2 separate regions of the Homo sapiens genome follow, and region 1 is linked to region 2. A link is a loop called in an ENCODE intact Hi-C map of the cell type or tissue named here. Cell type or tissue: Caco-2. All regions are shown on one strand. Each heading gives the region's core, and the rest is flanking DNA. Links, peaks and the distances in the headings are about the cores only.

Region 1 (7,188 bases), core at 740-3,239, 53 kb before region 2:
TAAAAAACAGATTAAAAGAGTTAGAGTTTTTTAAATTTTCAGTTATGGTGTTTGAGTTATTAAATTATACTGATGATCATCATGAGAAGCTTTCCATTATAGTCTTGACCCTTCTTGTATTATTATTCAGTCTACAATGGATAGGCAACAACATGTCAACTGAAAAATCATAAGATCTATAAATTTAGAAAGGAGACTTTGTTTCTTATAATGAGTTACAACCTGCAGGCTGGCCATTCTGCAGGCTGGGAAGCCCAGGCTCCCACAGAGACAGTCAACAGGCACTTTGAAGGAGGTGGGGTTGGAGCAGAAGCTTTATGCTGAATGAGTTGGCTAAACAGACATATTCAACAGATTGTAAGAAGAGCTGTGAATCTTCACTAAGAGGGGTGCTGAATAAACATGCATGTGACATGCATCCCATGCTCACTGTGGAGTGGAAACTTAACATTTAAATGCATTACAGTCCCTATACATCAAAAGGAGAAGCAGAGACATGAATGTACTAGTGCTCAGTCTCTGTAAACCTGCCAGAACCAGTCCATAGTGGGTGGTCTTTTATCAGGGGAAAGTTACTGAATCGGTCCCTTGTCCAATCAAACCTGCAGTTATGACTTGTGGAACAGGAGGGTCTTGTTAGTCAACATCTGGCCATGGATGAGCTGCAATTATTTCAATATTGCTTATGTCGAGGGCAGTTCTTATTTAACAGCTAGAGAAAAATAAAAACATTGCAGCAGTTAAAACAAAGGTTATTCTTTAAGTGTAGGTGTGAGTGACTTAACTCTTGCCTGGCATGGCCTTAGGTCTTGCTTATAATTTGTTATTGCCACAGAGTCCATTCTGTTAGCCTTCTGATCTCCATTTTAACATTAATGCTGGTCAGTTGTTGAGTCTAAGCCCTCAAAGGGAGGGGGAGCCGAGCTTGGTGGCATGTGCACCTGTACTCCCAGCTATTCCCGAGGCTGAAGCGGGAGGATCGTTTGAGCCAGAGGTTGGAGGTTGCAGAGCTACGATCCTGCCACTGCACTCCAGCCTGGGGGACACAGTGAGACCCTGTCTCAAAAAACCAGGGGTGAGGGGGACGTGAAAAGGGAGGAGGTAGGGGGGTATAGCGAGGCGTGTCCGTCCTTCCGTCCCGTCAGGGCGAGGAATTCAGCTTTTAAGGTTTATCGGGGGTCCTCTTGGCCAAAAGGGGGTCCGTTCAGTCGGTTGTGGGGCTTAGGATTTAATTTTTAGTTCTCAAACAGTAATAAAGATAATGATAATCTTGACCATACGGGATGCTGTGCCAAGCACCACTTAACAAACACTGTCATCTCATTCAATCCTCACAACAGTCCTATTTTACAGATGAGAAAAGTGAGACTTCAAGGGATAACTCGCTCTAGATTCAATAAACTGACTCAAAAGCCTTTTAACATTCTGTACAATACCTTTTATGTTTGTTTATTTAACTGTCCAGTTGGGCCACTAAAGTACAGATAAAAGCTGGGGAATGTAAGCGAGACTGGTCACTTCCCTGGGGTGAGAGAAACGCTTTCAACACTATCCGTCCATCGTATCACGCCTAACGTATCCCATAGACATCCCTCACCCCTCCACCCACTCATGCCTGTTTGAAGCAAGACTATGAAGACCGAAACACACCGGGAGCCTAAGGCACCACTCCCCGCTACCTACCGAGGTGCATCCTGCAGGCTCCTTACCGCAAGCCTGCAAACTCGCCCTGCCGGGCGCGGAGTGCAATTAGGCTTTGGGGTGGTTTGGCTCTCCGGCTTTCCGTAGCCTCTGGCCCCGCCCCCTAGCAACGCGCTGGCTTGTGTTAACAACCGGCCCGGGATCAGAGGTCTGGGTCAACTGGGGGGCGGCAGCGGCGCTAAGCGGACTGTATGGCGGTGGCCTAGGCCCCTGGCGGAATTTTGGGACCTTTCGCGACTCTAGCGACTCTCAGGCTGCCTTCCCTTCTCGGTGGCGGGGCCTCTTTGGGCCCAGCGGCTGCGGGCGCACTGTAGGACAGGAAGATCCCCCCACTCTCCACCCCGCCGCCACCGGCCATGTGGACAGAGGAAGCCGGGGCGACCGCCGAGGCCCAGGAATCCGGCATCAGGAACAAGTCTAGCAGTTCCAGTCAAATCCCGGTGGTTGGGGTGGTGACGGAGGACGATGAGGCGCAGGTATGAGCAGGTGTCTGTGCTTTCAGAGGTGGAGGGGGTGGGAGTGAAGTCTCGAGACGGGGTCCAGACCTGGGGGTGGCAAGGGTGGAACTGGGGACAGGAGTGAAGATGGGGGAAGCCGCGGGATGGAGATTCCAAGCGCAGAGCTAATCCTGATCCCCCACCCCCTGCGAACTGCACCGGTTGCGAGGGGCTGGCTGTTGTCAACCATCCTGTCTGGGGACCAGCGCTGTGTGGTCCTCCTGGAGGGTCCTAGCAAACTGAGTAGGCGGGGTTTTGCCGCGCTTCTTCGAAAAGTGGTCATAGAGCTACAGGGAGGAAAGGAATCATTCTTAGCAAAATCTTGATTTGATGACCTGATCAGTTTGAACTGAACTTTTTAATACGTAGATCCCTGTTACCGAGTGATGTTCTTGATATAGATGTAAATTTTCCCATGCTTAAATTTGCTGCGACTAAAGCCTGCACCCAGAGGGGAGGAAAACGCTGTTAAATTAGAAATTAAGCATTTTTAAAATATGAAATTGGAAGCTGGTTGTTACACGTTGGGTCGGAGAGAACCGGGAGAGAATAGAGTTGATTTGTTTTATTATGCTTGTACTGTATTTGGTTTTGGGTTTGCTTTTGTTATGAATACAAAATTCACTCTTGGAAGTTGATCTGTTGAGAAATTCCATTTGAGGCCCTTGGATCTCTATTCGAGGCGGAGGTGTTTAGAAACCCCAAGTTGTTTGTTTCCTACTAGGATTCCATTGATCCCCCAGAGAGCCCTGATCGTGCCTTAAAAGCCGCGAATTCCTGGAGGAACCCTGTCCTGCCTCACACTAATGGTGTGGGGCCACTGTGGGAATTCCTGTTGAGGCTTCTCAAATCTCAGGCTGCGTCAGGAACCCTGTCTCTTGCGTTCACATCCTGGAGCCTTGGAGAGTTCCTTGGGAGTGGTCAGTTGACTGGGGAATAGAGTTGAGCTCTCTGAGGTCTGACATTTACGCAGTAACCTGCGGAGCAACAGCATTTTGCATGAGGAGAAATAGGTGTTAGGGGAATTTGCCTAATCGATTTTGTGGACCTATTCCCCTCTGGGCGGGGAGAATTTTGAGGAACAATAGCTCTCCACTCCCTGGGCTGCAAGAAAGATCAACAATACAGCCATACTCCCAGGCAAGGGGCAAAACTGAAAAGTATGTGAATTTGATAACTGATGGCTCTCAGTCTTCCTTTACTTGCTCCAAGAAAAATTGGGCAACGTTATACAAGGCAAGCAAGCGTGGATTTTTTTTTTTTTTTAGGGAAAAATACTTTTTAAAAGCCATTGCCAAAATAGTCCAAAACATACCAAATGAAACAAGTATACCTGTGTATATGTGTGTGCATTTTCTCCCCATTTTAATTTTCTTTCTTTTCTTTCATTACTACTGCTCTTTCCAGGGCCTAGGATTCTCTTCCAAGAAGAAAGCAATCAATTTGCATTAATTCATGTTTCTGACTTGTTAATTACTAATTCTAAGAGTAGTAACATTTTCGAAGTACTGAGGAAAAAGGTAGTTTCTCCCCAAAGAAATAGAATAGGAACTTTTTATAGCTGGGAGAAATCTTAGTGATCCTCAGCCTTCTTGTTTTTTGCCTGTGGTTGTTTTTACAAATGAGAACCCTAAGTTCATGAGAAGTTAACTGAGTTACTCAGTTTCTTTACTCATAGAATGGGGGTCTAGAGACCCTGGAACGAAAAAATGATAACCTTTTAGGCCTCTGCCTTAGGCCAGTTTAGGAAAGATCCTGGGAACTGTTTCCAGTTCTTTCAAACCACTGCACATTTGCAAACTTCTCTTCTGCCTGTGTGTGCTTCTGAGACAGTATATCCTAGTGGCTAAAGGTGAGAGTATCACAACTACTTCAGTTCATTGTCAGCTTCATCACTTACCAGCTATGTGACCAAAGACCAGTATCTTAACCTTTCTATCAAATGGAGATAATGACAGTACTCATGTCCATTGTAAAGATTAAATTAAATAATATATATAGGCCGGGTGTGGTGGTTCACACCTGTAATCCCAGCACTTTGAGAGGCTGGGGAGGGCAGATCACGAGTTCAGGAGATCAAGACCATCCTGGCCAACATGGTGAAACCCCGTCTCTACTAAAAATACAAAAATTAGGTGGGCATGGTGATGCACGCCTGTAGTCCAGCTACTTGGGAGGCTGAGGCAGGAGAATCACTTGAACATGGGAGGCAGAGGTTGAAGTGAGCCAAGATTGTGCCACTGCACTCCAGCCTGGCGACAGAGTGAGCCTCCGTCTCAAAAAAACAAAACAAAACAAAACAAAAAGAAATAATATATAAGCAAACTTATACAATAATATAGAGAACTTATAGAGAGACCTATATATATAATTGAAAACAAGCAGTTATCAACATCATCATTGTCATTGTCATCATCCTTTATCCAGGGAACTAGAGCTCATAAAGTTATTTGGGCCTTAAAGCTAAGGGATTCTCTAGAATTCTGATTGTTCCCACTGGCTTCCAGGATGTGAGAGTGAGACTGGATGCCCCTGAAATCTTACTTGCTTTAATGCAGATTTCGGTCTGCTCACTTTATCCCTTCAGAGATGTTTCTAAGTTGCAGCTGGATTTCCTAATATAGAAATGCTACTTTGGCTACCTGGGCTTTTGATAGCTGTTTTATATCATTTTCTTTATTACAGACCTAAATTGAACCTTTCAGTTACCCTAACCTTAGTTTTTAGTAATTAAAGAAATAGGCTTGAATATTGCTGCCTAAGGCAGCAGGTAAAATGTACGGGTTATTTTGCTGATTTTTCTGTGTGTATGCTTTACTTCTGCATTAAGTGGTATTTTTTTCCTGCATCTTTCACAAAAATAACTTTGTAAAAGGCAATAGCGCCTATAAATTCTATCTAAGCTACTACAAATGATATTCACAGAGTATTAGATTTTTCTAACTTTAATAACTTTGAAATGTTCTCTGATAGAATTATGGAAAATGTAAATATAGATTATGAGTAAAGTTATTAGTAAATAGGGAAAACAATAGTTTAGGAATCTGGGATTTTGAATTGTTATTTTCATTCCATGTTGTGAACTTCTCATAGACATATTCTATGTAAACATTATATCTTCAAATTTTCTCTCTATAAAAATTTTGATAATCCCTACTGTAGTGATTCCAGCGTCTTCTTTTTTAAAGTGATTATCATACTTTTCCAGTTTCGAAACAATAAAATAGTACCAGAATTTTGGTGGCCATTTTCTAATTGTGAGGAACTTAGGACATGTTGCTTGCCCTTTCTGTGTCTGTTTCCTCATCTGTAAAAGATATTTTTAGAAATGCCTACCTCATCGAATTATTGTGAGAATTAAAGTATTTGTAAGGCATTTAGCACAGTGCCCAGCACATACATTCCAAGTGCCCCATAAATGGTAACTTTCTGCTATTATTAATGACTCTAGTCATAACAGCTTTATTAAATTATTAAATAAATTCAGATGATATTTACAGGGTTATATGGTTTGGCTTTGTGTCCCCACCCAAATCTCATCTCGAATTGTAATCCCCAGGTGTTGAGGGAGGGACCTGGTGGGAGGTGATTGGATCATGGGGGTGATTTCCCCCATGCTGTTCTCATGATAGTGAGTTCTCACGAGATCTGATGGTTTTATAAGAGGTTCTTCCTCTTTGCTCTCTCTCTCTCTGTCTTTCCTGCCACCTGTGAAGGAGGTCTTTGCTTCCCCTTTGCCTTCCGCCATGACTGTTTTTCTTGAGGCCTCTCTAGCCAGGTGGAACTGTGAGTCAATTAAACCTCTTTCCTTTATAAATTACCCAGTCTTGGGTGTGTCTTCATAGCAGTGTGAAAACAGACTAATACACTGGGTATCAAAACCTACCAAATAGGAAGATAGTTCTCAGATTGTTTTTCTAGTATTAATCCCAGTGTTTATGTGGCTCTGGCTTCCTACAGGAAGGTAGAGGTAATGTAGTTTAAAGGGTGCTTTATCCCCTGGAGAGTGATGGGATTGGCAGTGAAATTCACCTTAATCATATGTTGAAATCACAAGATATCTAATTTATCTATTTTCTATTTAGTTTTGTTCCCCTCATTCTAAAGTATCCCAACCCCCTTTAGAGCAGTGCTTCTCAAATTTTAATGTGCATATGGAGCACATGGGGATCTTATTAAAATGTGGATTCTGATTCTGTAGGTCTTAGATGAACCCCAGCACTCCGCTTTTCTAACAGGTTTCCAGGTGATGCTTGTGCTGCTAGTTGGAGGACCTCATTTCCCACTTTGAATAACAATTAATATAATGATTAGTTGACTGGCGTAGGTATCATGCCTGAACTTCCTTGCTCAAATTTGCTCTCCCTCTGAGAACCCATGAGAACTTCCACAATCTTTTAGTTGATATCATATCCTGTCACTGTCAGTAATACTTCCATGAACTGTGTGCTTAAAATTGTCTAGCCTTGTTTATAGGGTTTTTGCAAGAAATAACCTCTGTAGTTGGCTGCATGTGTCTATAGTGCCAGCTACTTGAGAGGCTGAAGCAGGAGGATCGCTTGAGCCTAGGAATTCAAAGCTAGCCTGGGCAACATAGGGAGACCCCCACTCTTTAAAGAGAGGAGAGAGAGAGAGAGAGAGAGAGAGAGAGAGAGAGAGAGAGAGAGAGACTCCTTGGTTGTCCATTGAGGAGTCAGGCAGAGAACTAAGGAACAAAGAACCAGAGTTTCTACATTAGACAGACCTGCTGGCCCATTTATTATTAATAGCTACGTGGCTTTAACAAGTTAGGTCCCAGGGCCTCAGTTTCATTAAGAGGGATAATAGTGCTACCTTTACTTGGTAGATTTGAAGACTAATTGAGATCAAAAATGCCAGACACATGAAAGGACCACTATAAGTGTTAGTCTCTTTCCCTGTAACTGAGTATCAAATGAGCAGGTTTCTCCCTCTGAAATGTCCCTGGGTAAAGTGGGAAATAAGTTCATCC
Region 2 (10,500 bases), core at 3,542-6,041:
CCAGCATCTTATTCCATGTGTCCCAGGCCTTACCTAGCCATAAAGCAGGCAAGTTACAGTAAGAGTCATAGTGGCATTTTATGAAGCATTAAGGGGGCCTAACGACCTTCAAATTGTACAACATTTCTTGCACAAACTCCCTTTCACTAATCCTTTCACGACTTACATAGACTATGACATGCTTAGACTTTCTGACTTTTCCTAAACATCCCTCTTTTTAAGCAACCAGTTGTTTTACTTTAGGACAAGAATCTACCATACAAGATTGTTTTTTATATAACATCTGTTTTCTTTACAACCTTCTTTGCATAGCTAGGGGGCATGGCTAATTTCACATGTCCCCAGCCCTATCTACAATCTAATGCTCCTAAATAAATTGAACAATTTTCAAAAGTCAAAGAAGCCATTTATGACCGTAAAGTATTTGGAAAACCTGATACCTGATCTGCATAATTTACACCAAATGTTACATTTTTGAAGAATTTTTGTTTTACCAATAATCTTTATTAAAACTGTCTTGATTTCCCTAAGATTACTAAAGTCACATGAACTGAACATCATTCTACTTTTTACTTTTCTGAAAAAATATTTGATTTAAGTTCTTCTTATTAATAAACTAATTAGAGCTCTTTCATATATAAACATCACACACATAATACATTTAAATATGGAGACACGCAGAAGATGAAGGACTCCTTCCCTAAGCCAGGAATTGAACCCTGGACCGGGGCCGCCATTGTGAAAAGAGAAAGCATGGCCACAAGGTTACAAGGTCAAGCTCCCAAGGACATACAAGACGAGGGAAACCTCGTCCAGTTTTAGTTTTTTGGGGGACTTGCAGCAAAGTTTGTAACTGACCAGTTTGCTGGGCCATCTTGAAAGCAGGCTTACAGGTGTCCTAACCCTATGTTCTCTCCTAAGGTACCCCTCTTTATGACAGAACAATACAGAAAGACAAAGTACACCAGATTGGCTACAGGTTAAGATTAGGCTTTCAAATCATTTCTCCCATTAATCAAAACTTTACAGAGGAGACAGTGATTTTTACCATTCATTCAACTGGTTTGCACAGAGGGGAAGGGAAGGGAAAAAGGGAAGGGAGCATTGCTTTTGGCAGTGTGGGGAAGGTGAGGTGCTCAGGGAGGCCAGAGAAAGACCTGCCCATTGGTGCCAACACTGAATCAAAAGTTCAGCCAGTTGCTTTTCAGTCGAGACGGGATCTTTTCCAGCATTCCCATTTGCTCTCAAGTTTCCCCTTTTAGGGAGGAAAAAGCTTCCTCTGTCCCACAATCCTACATGCGCCTAATCCTCTCACCCATAACCATAAGCAAAAAGTGCAAGGCAGATTATTCCAAAGAGAATAGCAATTAACATCCCATAGTGCCAAACCCATTCTTAGCCAAAAGGGACTTTACTGAGAGGGGCCTCTAACTTCCTAAATCTTAGAAGGGATTCTAACCCTCCTAAATTTGCCTTCAAATCCAGGGTCGGTCAAGTTTCCTTGCTTTTTAATAAGAGGGGCTTTTAACCCACTTTGACTTAAGGAGAGACCCTAACTCCCCTAAGTTGACCTCTAACCCAATGCCATCCTTCAGCCGAGTACCCAACCACTCACCCAAGGTCGGCCAACCAGTGCTGTCGTCTCTTTCCTTTGGTTTGGGGCTGAGGGCTTTCTTCAGTATCGTCCCTTCGGGGCTTGCCAGAAAGATGTTACCAGACCCCAACACTTACCCAATATTAGCCTTTGAGTCGGGGGTTTTCTCACTATTGTCCCTTCCATGGTTGCCAGAAGGATGTTACAGGAAAGGGGTCCCAATCCAGACCCCAAGGGAAGGTTCTTGGATCAGGCGCAGAAAATAATTCAGGGTGAGTCCACAGAGTAAAGTGAAAGCAATTTATTAGGAAAGTAAAAGAATAAAAGAATGGCTACTCCATAATCAGAGCAGCCCTAAGGACTGCTGGTTGCCCGTTTGTATGGTTATTTCTTGATGATATGCCAAACATGGAGTGGATTATTTATGCCTCCCCTTTATAGGCCATATAGGGTAACGTCCTCATGTTGCCATGGCATTTGTAAACTGTCATTGTGCTGGTGGGAGTGTAGCAGTGAGGATGACCGGAGGTCACTTTTGTCAGCATCTTGGTTTTGGTGGGTTTTAGCCGCCTTCTTTACTGCAACCTGTTTTATCCGCAAAGCCTTAATAACCTGTATCTGTGCTGAACTCCTGTCTCATCCGTTGACTTCGAGCGCCTTAACCTTCTGGAAATGCAGCCCAGTAGGTCTCAGCCTTATTTCACCCAGCCCCTATTCAAGATGGAGTTGCTCTCATTCAAACACCTCTAACAAAATAATCTCAACTGCAAAGATGAGATATAATCAATAATTATCCAATGTTTAAAGTGCACCAACATCTTGAAACAGCAATGTCGACAAGGCCTGTAAATATTTTACAGAGTTTCATTCTGAGCCCAATATAATTGACCAAGGCCTGAGGCACGGTTTTTTGTTGTTATTGTTGTTGTTGTTGTTGTTTAGACGGGGTCTCATTCTGTCACCCAGCCCGGGGTGCAGTGGCGTGATCTCAGCTCACTGCAACCTCCTCCTCCTGGGTTCAAGCTATTCTCCTGCCTCAGGCTCCTGAATAACTGGGATTACAGGCGCCCACCACCATGCCCGGCTGATTCTTGTATTTTTAGTAGAGACCTCGTTTTGCCATGTTGACCAGGCTGGTCTCGAACTCCTGACCTCAGGTGATCCACCCCCCTCAGCCTCCCAAAGTGCTGGTATTACAGGCTGACCACCACACCCAGCCTGAGGCACAGTTTTAAGAGGTCCTGAGAAAATGTGCCCGAGGTGGTTGGGCTACAGCTTGGTTTTATACGTTTTGTGGAGATATAAGACATCAGTCAGTACACATAAGGTGTGCATTGGTTTGATTCGGAAAGGAAAGGCAACTCAAAGCAGGAGTTTACAGGTCAGAGGTGGATTCAGAAATTTCCTGATTGCTATCTGTTGAAATGGGTAAGTTATTATCTAAAAACTGGGGATCAATAGAAAGGAGTATCTGAGTTAAAATAAGGGATTGTTGAGACCAAGTTTCTTATTATGTGGAATAGTTGGTAAATGTCTCTTATCAGACCTTAAAAGGTGCCGGACTTAGTTAAATCTCTCCTGGATCTGGAAAATACTTGGACAGGGGAGGGGATTCGCTACAGAATGTAGATTTTCCCTAGAAGAGACAGCTTTGCAGGACCATTTAAAAATATGTCAAAGGAATATATTTTGGGGTAAAATACTTTGATTTCTTTCAGAGCCTACTGTCATGTGATGCTATACCAGAGTCAAGTTGGAATTTGGTATCTCATTGCTGTGAAGAGTCTGTTTTTTCATTCTTAAGATCTCTGTTTTAACGTTAATACTCACTGGTCAGTTGTGCCTGAATTCCAAAGGGAGGAAGTTATAATGAGGCATGTCCAACCCCTCCTTCCCATCATGGCCTGAACTAGTTTTTCAAGTTTACTTTGGAATGCCTTGGCTGAGAGAAGGGTTCGTTCAGTTGGTTGGGGGGCTTAGAATTTTATTTTTGGTTTACAGCAACAATAAATGGATATATCTTGCAAAAAAAGTTATGAGACCAGCCAGAGATGATCACTAAGAATAATTAATATCATGAAAGCAAAGGAGAATGTTTTATTTGTAGGAAAGAAATAGGCAGTTATGGAAAAGAATGGATATTGATTTTTAAAAACGTTGAAACTGAACAACGCTGGTAAAGTTTCTTCAAAGTTCTATTTTTTTAGGTAAAAACATTAGCTACTTGATTTAAGAAAATGAAGAAAACATATTCTTTGAAAATGCTTTGATAAAGATAAAGCTGTACAAATTCAGTTTAACAATAAATGTTTGTCAAATGAATAACTTTCTTTTAATTTAAGGTGCTGTATTTTGGGATGTTATCCCTCAGAGGATTATTTTCTTGAAAAGGAAGGCATTTTTCTCCTTTTGGATTTGTTAGCAGTAAGTATGGCTATAACAATCATAAGACAAAAGACAAATATGTCTATTAAAGGCCGTTTCCAAACTGAATGCCACAGAGCACAAGTCTATGAATAAATGTGCCCCAAATCATGTTCAAAGGTACGGTCTTAAACAAAATTGCTCCTAGAAATTCATAATACACAGTGTTTTAAAGGCTCTGAAAATTCCTCTGGTTGGAAAGTCATTTTACCAGTGTTTTTTCAGTGTTTTCAAATACACGGGAACAAAGAATTTGTTTTTCTTTGTACTCCATCAACCTGTTAAGAAACAGTTTGTGAAGAGCTTGACCATATGAAAACCCATAGTCATTTATTAATAACTTCTAGTTTCTTCCCCTGATATTAAAAGATAAGGGCCACGTTAGACAAGGAGCAAAGATAAGCATTTTTAAAGAACTATGTATTATTTGGAGGTAACCTGAAGAAGTCTAGTGACTCATGGACCATTGTTTTGCAGAATGAGCAGATGTGAGCAAGCTAGGCCTTCCAATAGAGACAGTGCCATCTAGCAGCTGTGAAGAATATAGCCCCTTACTAGCCTCAATTCTAACTGGAATCCATAGTCAGGATGATATGGGAGGAAACGTACAATTTTGTTTCAATAAAATTTTGAGAGAGATTCTCACACAGAGTTCTAGCCCGCTCCCTGTCCGTGATTCTATGATTGCCACTATTCTTGATTTTATTAACAGAATAACAAACCTACTTTGATTTAGCAAAAGTGCTAAAATTATTTGTGCCCCTTAACCTCCCTGAAAGTTAGTTCATTTCTCTCTTTTCGATTTCTTTACCTGTAAAACAGAGATAACAACATTATATATCTTATTGTATTGTTGGAAGGATTAAATGAGTGATTGTATGTCTGTGTGTGCATCTAAGTGTGCATGCATACATATATATTATAGATTAAATATAGTGCCTAACATGATTCCTGTATTTACTGTTATTATGAATATTATTGCTAGAATATATTTAATGCTGATTCAACCAAATTAATTGCAAATTACAGATATTATTTAATGAAGATTTTATATCAATTTCAATCTTTCACATTTGCCTGTCTCCTGAAGTAGAGAAATAAAAAAACTCATTTCCTTGAGTGTTTTGCTTAATACAACTCTGCTGAAATATAAAGTATGTAATGATAACTGCTAATAATGGTTAAATGTTAATGAGAGCTGACTATGTACCAGGGAGTCTCATATAACTCATAATAACCCTTTGCAGGTAATATTATTATCCTTTCATTTTATAAAAGGAAACTGATGATGTTCGCAATTAAAACAAAAGCTTACATATTTCCTTTGCTATATTCAAATAACAGTATACTGTAAAAGTTAATCAACAAAAAGTATTTCACATAGAAGAATTAGATTATGGAGGCCATTGCTCTGGATGGAATTTTCTATACCTAAATTTTGGTGTACTGAAAACTACTTGTAGCAAAATAAAGGAAATATGCTTTATAATAGGAGAATTTTTTTGAATCCTTAAATACTCTTTTATGGATGATGATTGCCACAAAACCAAATTACATCTTGTTTTATTTTCATATGTGATTGTCATTTGCAGTTACCATCAGTTACTCTCTTAATAACAAAGAGATTACAGTTAGTATGAATCTTTACAAGCCTTAATAAAGCATATAAATTGGAAAGATCCTGTAATTACAGTGAACTCTGTATAACACTATCGAGCTTCGCCACTTAAAATGAACATCTTCACTTATTTGTGCAAATCTTTTTCCAACTCAGCCACATCAGTCACATTTTGGTCATGATATATGTTTATAATGACTTCAGAATTATATTAAATCTTTTACTTTTTATCCTTTTAAATTTCTAATGTTTGAAAATATAGTCATTACAATGGGTGTCCATTTTAACAGGAGATTTTCCTGACTCTGAGTTTAGAAGAAACTTAATGATAATAGAAGTGTTTCTCTCTTTTTTTTTTGAAGACAATAATTCTTAATATTTATTGCAACTTTTTTCCTTTTCTGTTTCCTTGCTAAAGTTGAACCAAAAAAAATTCTGTAATCTAATACTTGGAATAATGGTTGAATTTTGTGATAATCCCAAAACTGCAGCTCATGTCAATGCTTGGCAAGGGAAGAAGGATCAGACAGCTGCTAGTCTTTTAATTAAATTGTGGAGAAAGGAGGAAAAAGAACTAGGAGTAAAACGTGATAAAAATGGGAAGATCATTGGTGAGTATATTTATAATTGTTAGTAGAAGCAATTAATGTATATATTTTAAAAGATCTTTAAATGGTATTAAGAAAGCATCAGGCCTTTCACCCCTTTGTCTAAAGTTTTTTTTTTTTTTTTACAAGGGTTTGAAAAATTTGCTATCCTAAGTGACTGGAAGAAAACTAAGTAAATTAGTAGTAGGTTCATATTTTTAGAGAATATTTTTAAGAAATGGTATTTAATTATATTCTTTTAACTAAAAAAAAAATTAAAGTAGTTCCTAAAGATGCTTCTTTGGGTTTTCTGCTTTTATAGATAGATTCAATAATATTTCATTGAGATGTAAATAGATTGCTTCAAAATAATATTTTGGTATTTTATACATTTCTGTTCATTTTTCCTTTTTCTAAATCCATTAGGCAACATGATCTGATTAATGTTTATAGAGTTTACTTTTTATATGAAAGAAGATATTGTTTCCTAAATAAAAATAGTCCAAATGTTCAAAAATTTTAATTACTAGATTCTAAATTAATGAGACTTACAGTATCATAATTTTTAGTTCATTTACATATTCCATACTGCTATATTACATTTTTTTCTTTTTTTTTTCTTTTTTTTTTGTGAGACAGGGTTTCACTCAGGTCACCCAGACTGGGGTGTGATGGTGCAATCTTGGCTCACTGAAACCTCTGCCTCCCAGGCTCAAGCGATTTTCCTGCCTTAGCCTCCCAAGTAGCTGGGACTACAGGCATGCACTACCACACCCAGCTAATTTTTGTATTTTTTGTAGAGATGAGGTTTCACCGTGTTGCCCAGGCTGGTCTCAAGCTCCTGGGCTCAAGCGATCCACTCACCTCAGCCTCTGCCAAGTGTTGGGATTATAGGCATGAGCCACCACACCTGGCCAATATATTACATTTTCTTTTTTTCTTTTTTTTTTGGAGACAGAGTCTCGCTCTTTCGCCCAGGCTGGAGTGCAGTGACATGAACTCGGCTCACTGCAACCTCCGCCTCCCAGGTTCAAATGATTCTTCTGCCTCAGCCTCCTGAGTAGCTGGGTCTACAGGCACGTGCCACCATACCCAGCTAATTTTTGTATTTTTTTAATTAGAGACAGGGTTTCACCATGTTGGCTAGGCTGGTCTTGAACTCCTGACCTCAGGGGATCTGCCCAACTCCACTTGCCAAAGTGCTGGGATTACAGACATGAGCCACTGCACCCCGCCTACATATTCTAAGCCTTTTAAGATTCTTATGGTTTCATCTAAACGGTTCACTTTTTTTTTTAAATTTTATTTTAGGTTCAGGGGTACACATACAGGTTTGTTATATGGGTAAACTCATGTCACAAGGGTTTGTTGTACAGATTATTTTGTCACCCAGGTACTAAGCCTAGTACCCAATAGTTATTTTTTCTGACCCTCTCCCTCCTCCTACTCTCTACCATCTAATAGGCCTCAGTGTGTGTTGTTCTCCTCCATGTGTCCATGAATTCTCATCATTTAGATCCCACTTATAAGTGAAGACATGCAGTGTTTGGTTTTCTGTTCCTGTGTTAGTTTGCTAAGGATAATGGCCTCCACCTCCATCCATGTTCCCTCAAAATACATGATCTCACTATTTTTATGGCTGCATAGCATTCCATGGTGTATATGGACCACATTTTCTTTATCCAGTCTGTCATGATGGGCATTTAGGTTGATTCCATGTCTTTGCTATTGTGAATAGTGCTGCAGTGAACATTCATGTGTGTGTCTTTATGATAGAATGGTTTATATTCCTCTGAGCATATACTCAGTCACAGGATTGCTGGGTCGAATAGTAGTTCTGTTTTTAGCTCTTTGAGGAATTGCCACACTGCTTTCCACAATGGTTGAACTAATTTACACTCCCAGCAACAGTGTATAAGCATCCCCTTTTCTCCACAACCTTGCCGGTATGTTATTTTTTGACTTTTTAATAACAGCCATTCTGACTGATGTGAGATACTATTTCATTGTGATTTGAATTTGAATTTTTCTAATAATCAGTGATATTGAGCTTTTTTCATATGCTTGTTGGCTGCATGTATGACTTCTTTTGAAAAGTGTCTGTTCATGTCCTTTGCCCACTTTTGAATGGGGTTGTGTTTTTTCTTATAAATTTGTTTAAGTTCATTATAGATGCTGGATATTAGACCTCTGTCAGATGCATAGTTTGCACAAATTTTCTCCCATTCTGTTGGTTGGCTTTTCATCCTGTTGATAGTTTCTTTTACTGTGCAGAAGTTCTTAAGTTTAATTAGATCCCATTTGTCAATTTTTGCTTGTATTGTGATTCCTTTTGACATCTTTGTCATGAAATCTTTGCCCATTCCTAAGTCCAGATTGCTACTGCCTAGGTTGTCTTCCAGGGTTCTTATAGTTTTGGGTTTTACATTTAAGTCTTTAATCCAACTTGAGTTGATTTTTGTATATGGTATAAGGAAGAGGTCCAGTTTCAATTTTCTGCATATGGCTGGCTAGTTATCCCAGCACCATTTATTAAATAGGGAGTTATTTCCCCATTGCTTGTTTCTGTCAGCTTTGTTGAAGATCAAGTAGTTGTAGGTGTGTAGCCTTATTTCTGGGCTCTCTATTCTGTTATATTGAACTGTGTCTGTTTTTGTACCAGTACTATGCTGTTTTGGTTACTGTGGTCTTGTAGTTTAGTTTGAACTTAGGTAACGTGATGCCTGTAGTGTTGCTCTTTGTTTAGGATTTCCTTGGCTATTGGGGCTCTTTCTGGTTCCATATGATTTTTTGAATAGTTTTCTCTAGTTATGTGAAGATTGTTGTTGATAGCTTTATAGAAATACTATTGAATCTGTAAATTGCTTTGGGCAGTATAACCATTTTAATGATATTGATTCTTCCTATCCTTGAGCATGGGATGTTTTTCCATTTGTTTGTGTCATCTCTGATTTCTTTAAGCAGTATTTTCTAATTCTCATCATAGAGGTCTTTTGGCTCCCTGGTTAGCTGTATTCCTAGGTATTTTATTCTTTTTATGGCAATTGTGAATGGGATTGTGTTTCTGACTTGGCTGTTGGCTTGGCTGTTGTTGGTGTGTAGGAATGCTAGTCACTTTTGTACATTGATTTCGTGTCCCGCAACTTTGCTAAAGTTGTTTATCAGCTAAAGGAGCTTTTGGGCCGAGACTATGGAGTTTTCTAGATACAGACTCATGTCATCTGCAAACAGGGATAGTTTGACTTCCCCTCTTCCTGTTTGGATGCTTTTTTTTTTTCTTTCTCTTGCTTGATTGCTCTGGCCAAGATTTCCAATACTATGTGGTGAAAGAGCGCATGCCTGTCTTGTGCCAGTTTACAAAGGGAATGCTTCCAGCTTTTCTCCATTCCATATAATGCTGGCTGTGGGTTTGTCATAGATGGCTCTTATTATTTTTAGATATGTTTCCTTAAGTATTGTTTATTTTTAAATGTAAATACTTCCCCTTCTGATGACTTGTATCTTCAATCCATTTTTATTGTTTCTGAGTTTTGACCTATAGCATCATAAAATAGTTTTTATATTTATAGCATAATATATAGAAACCAAAAGTAAACAAGGTTACATCACTGTTAAACTGACATTACTCAAGTTCTGGATTTCAAAATTTTTTAAATTATTTACATAGAAGTTTTACTTTTAAAAAGTAATTTTGTGAAATTTTAATATTTTACATAAACAATAAAAATGAAGGCTCTAAGTTTTGCCACAGAGTGGGGAAGAAATAGCTGCTTAATTATTATTTCAAAAGTGTAACCGTGTAATAGGCACTATTTTTTTGCTACAATATTTTTATATATTTTATGTTATCTAGACTAAAATCTCAAAATTAAGTATTTGTTTACTATGGTTTTTATCTGTCCCTTTTCTATTTTCATGCTATCCAATGATTAGATACAAAAAAACCTCTATTTACTAGCTTTCAAGAAGAGCAAAAAATCATCCCACTGCCTGCTAACTGCCCATCTATTGCGGTTATGGATGTTTCTGAGAATATTAGAGCAAAAATTTATGCTATATTGGGCAAACTAGGTAAGAAGTTCTCTTCAAATTTGCAAGAGTCTGTTTTGCTAAGTATACACACTGATTTTACTTTGGAGACAGTTTTTCAAATATAATGAGCAAAAATCTCTTTATATAGAGAAATTCATTTTCCATTGTTACCCCAATTCCCAAACTGCACCCCTCACCAATTAAATCAGAATCTCTGTGTGTGGGATCCAGGCAATAGTATTTTT

The links. A loop is a pair of places that touch in the nucleus more often than their neighbours do. Peaks named below come from ENCODE experiments on the same cell type or tissue, not always from the same donor. Only the 100,000 strongest peaks of a DNase experiment are listed, where the experiment ranks them.
Region 1: a loop joins it to region 2, with 5 times the contacts of the local background. A loop is called at or near these places in 3 of 110 quality-filtered maps.

What each region holds. Positions count from the first base shown.
Region 1 is chr7:90,243,368-90,250,555 of GRCh38, forward strand. CFAP69 (cilia and flagella associated protein 69) reads left to right here and starts at 1,807. Exons shown (of 23, transcript NM_001039706.3): 1 at 1,807-2,177. The coding sequence starts at 2,058. It overlaps LOC107986819 (a long non-coding RNA gene), which reads right to left and starts at 1,764. Exons shown (of 2, transcript XR_007060423.1): 1 at 1,710-1,764; 2 at 1-712. It also overlaps a transcript of STEAP2 not described here. RefSeq lists an enhancer at 2,672-3,184. In Caco-2, for the core only: a CTCF peak has its summit at 1,733; a DNase peak (open chromatin) is centred at 1,764; H3K4me3 peaks cover 1,470 bases.
Region 2 is chr7:90,293,813-90,304,312 of GRCh38, forward strand. CFAP69 (cilia and flagella associated protein 69) reads left to right here. Exons shown (of 23, transcript NM_001039706.3): 16 at 3,937-4,018; 17 at 6,055-6,247; 18 at 10,157-10,294. Among named protein-coding and RNA genes, the nearest start is that of FAM237B, 22 kb to the right of the region's middle. In Caco-2, for the core only: a CTCF peak has its summit at 4,546; a DNase peak (open chromatin) is centred at 4,529.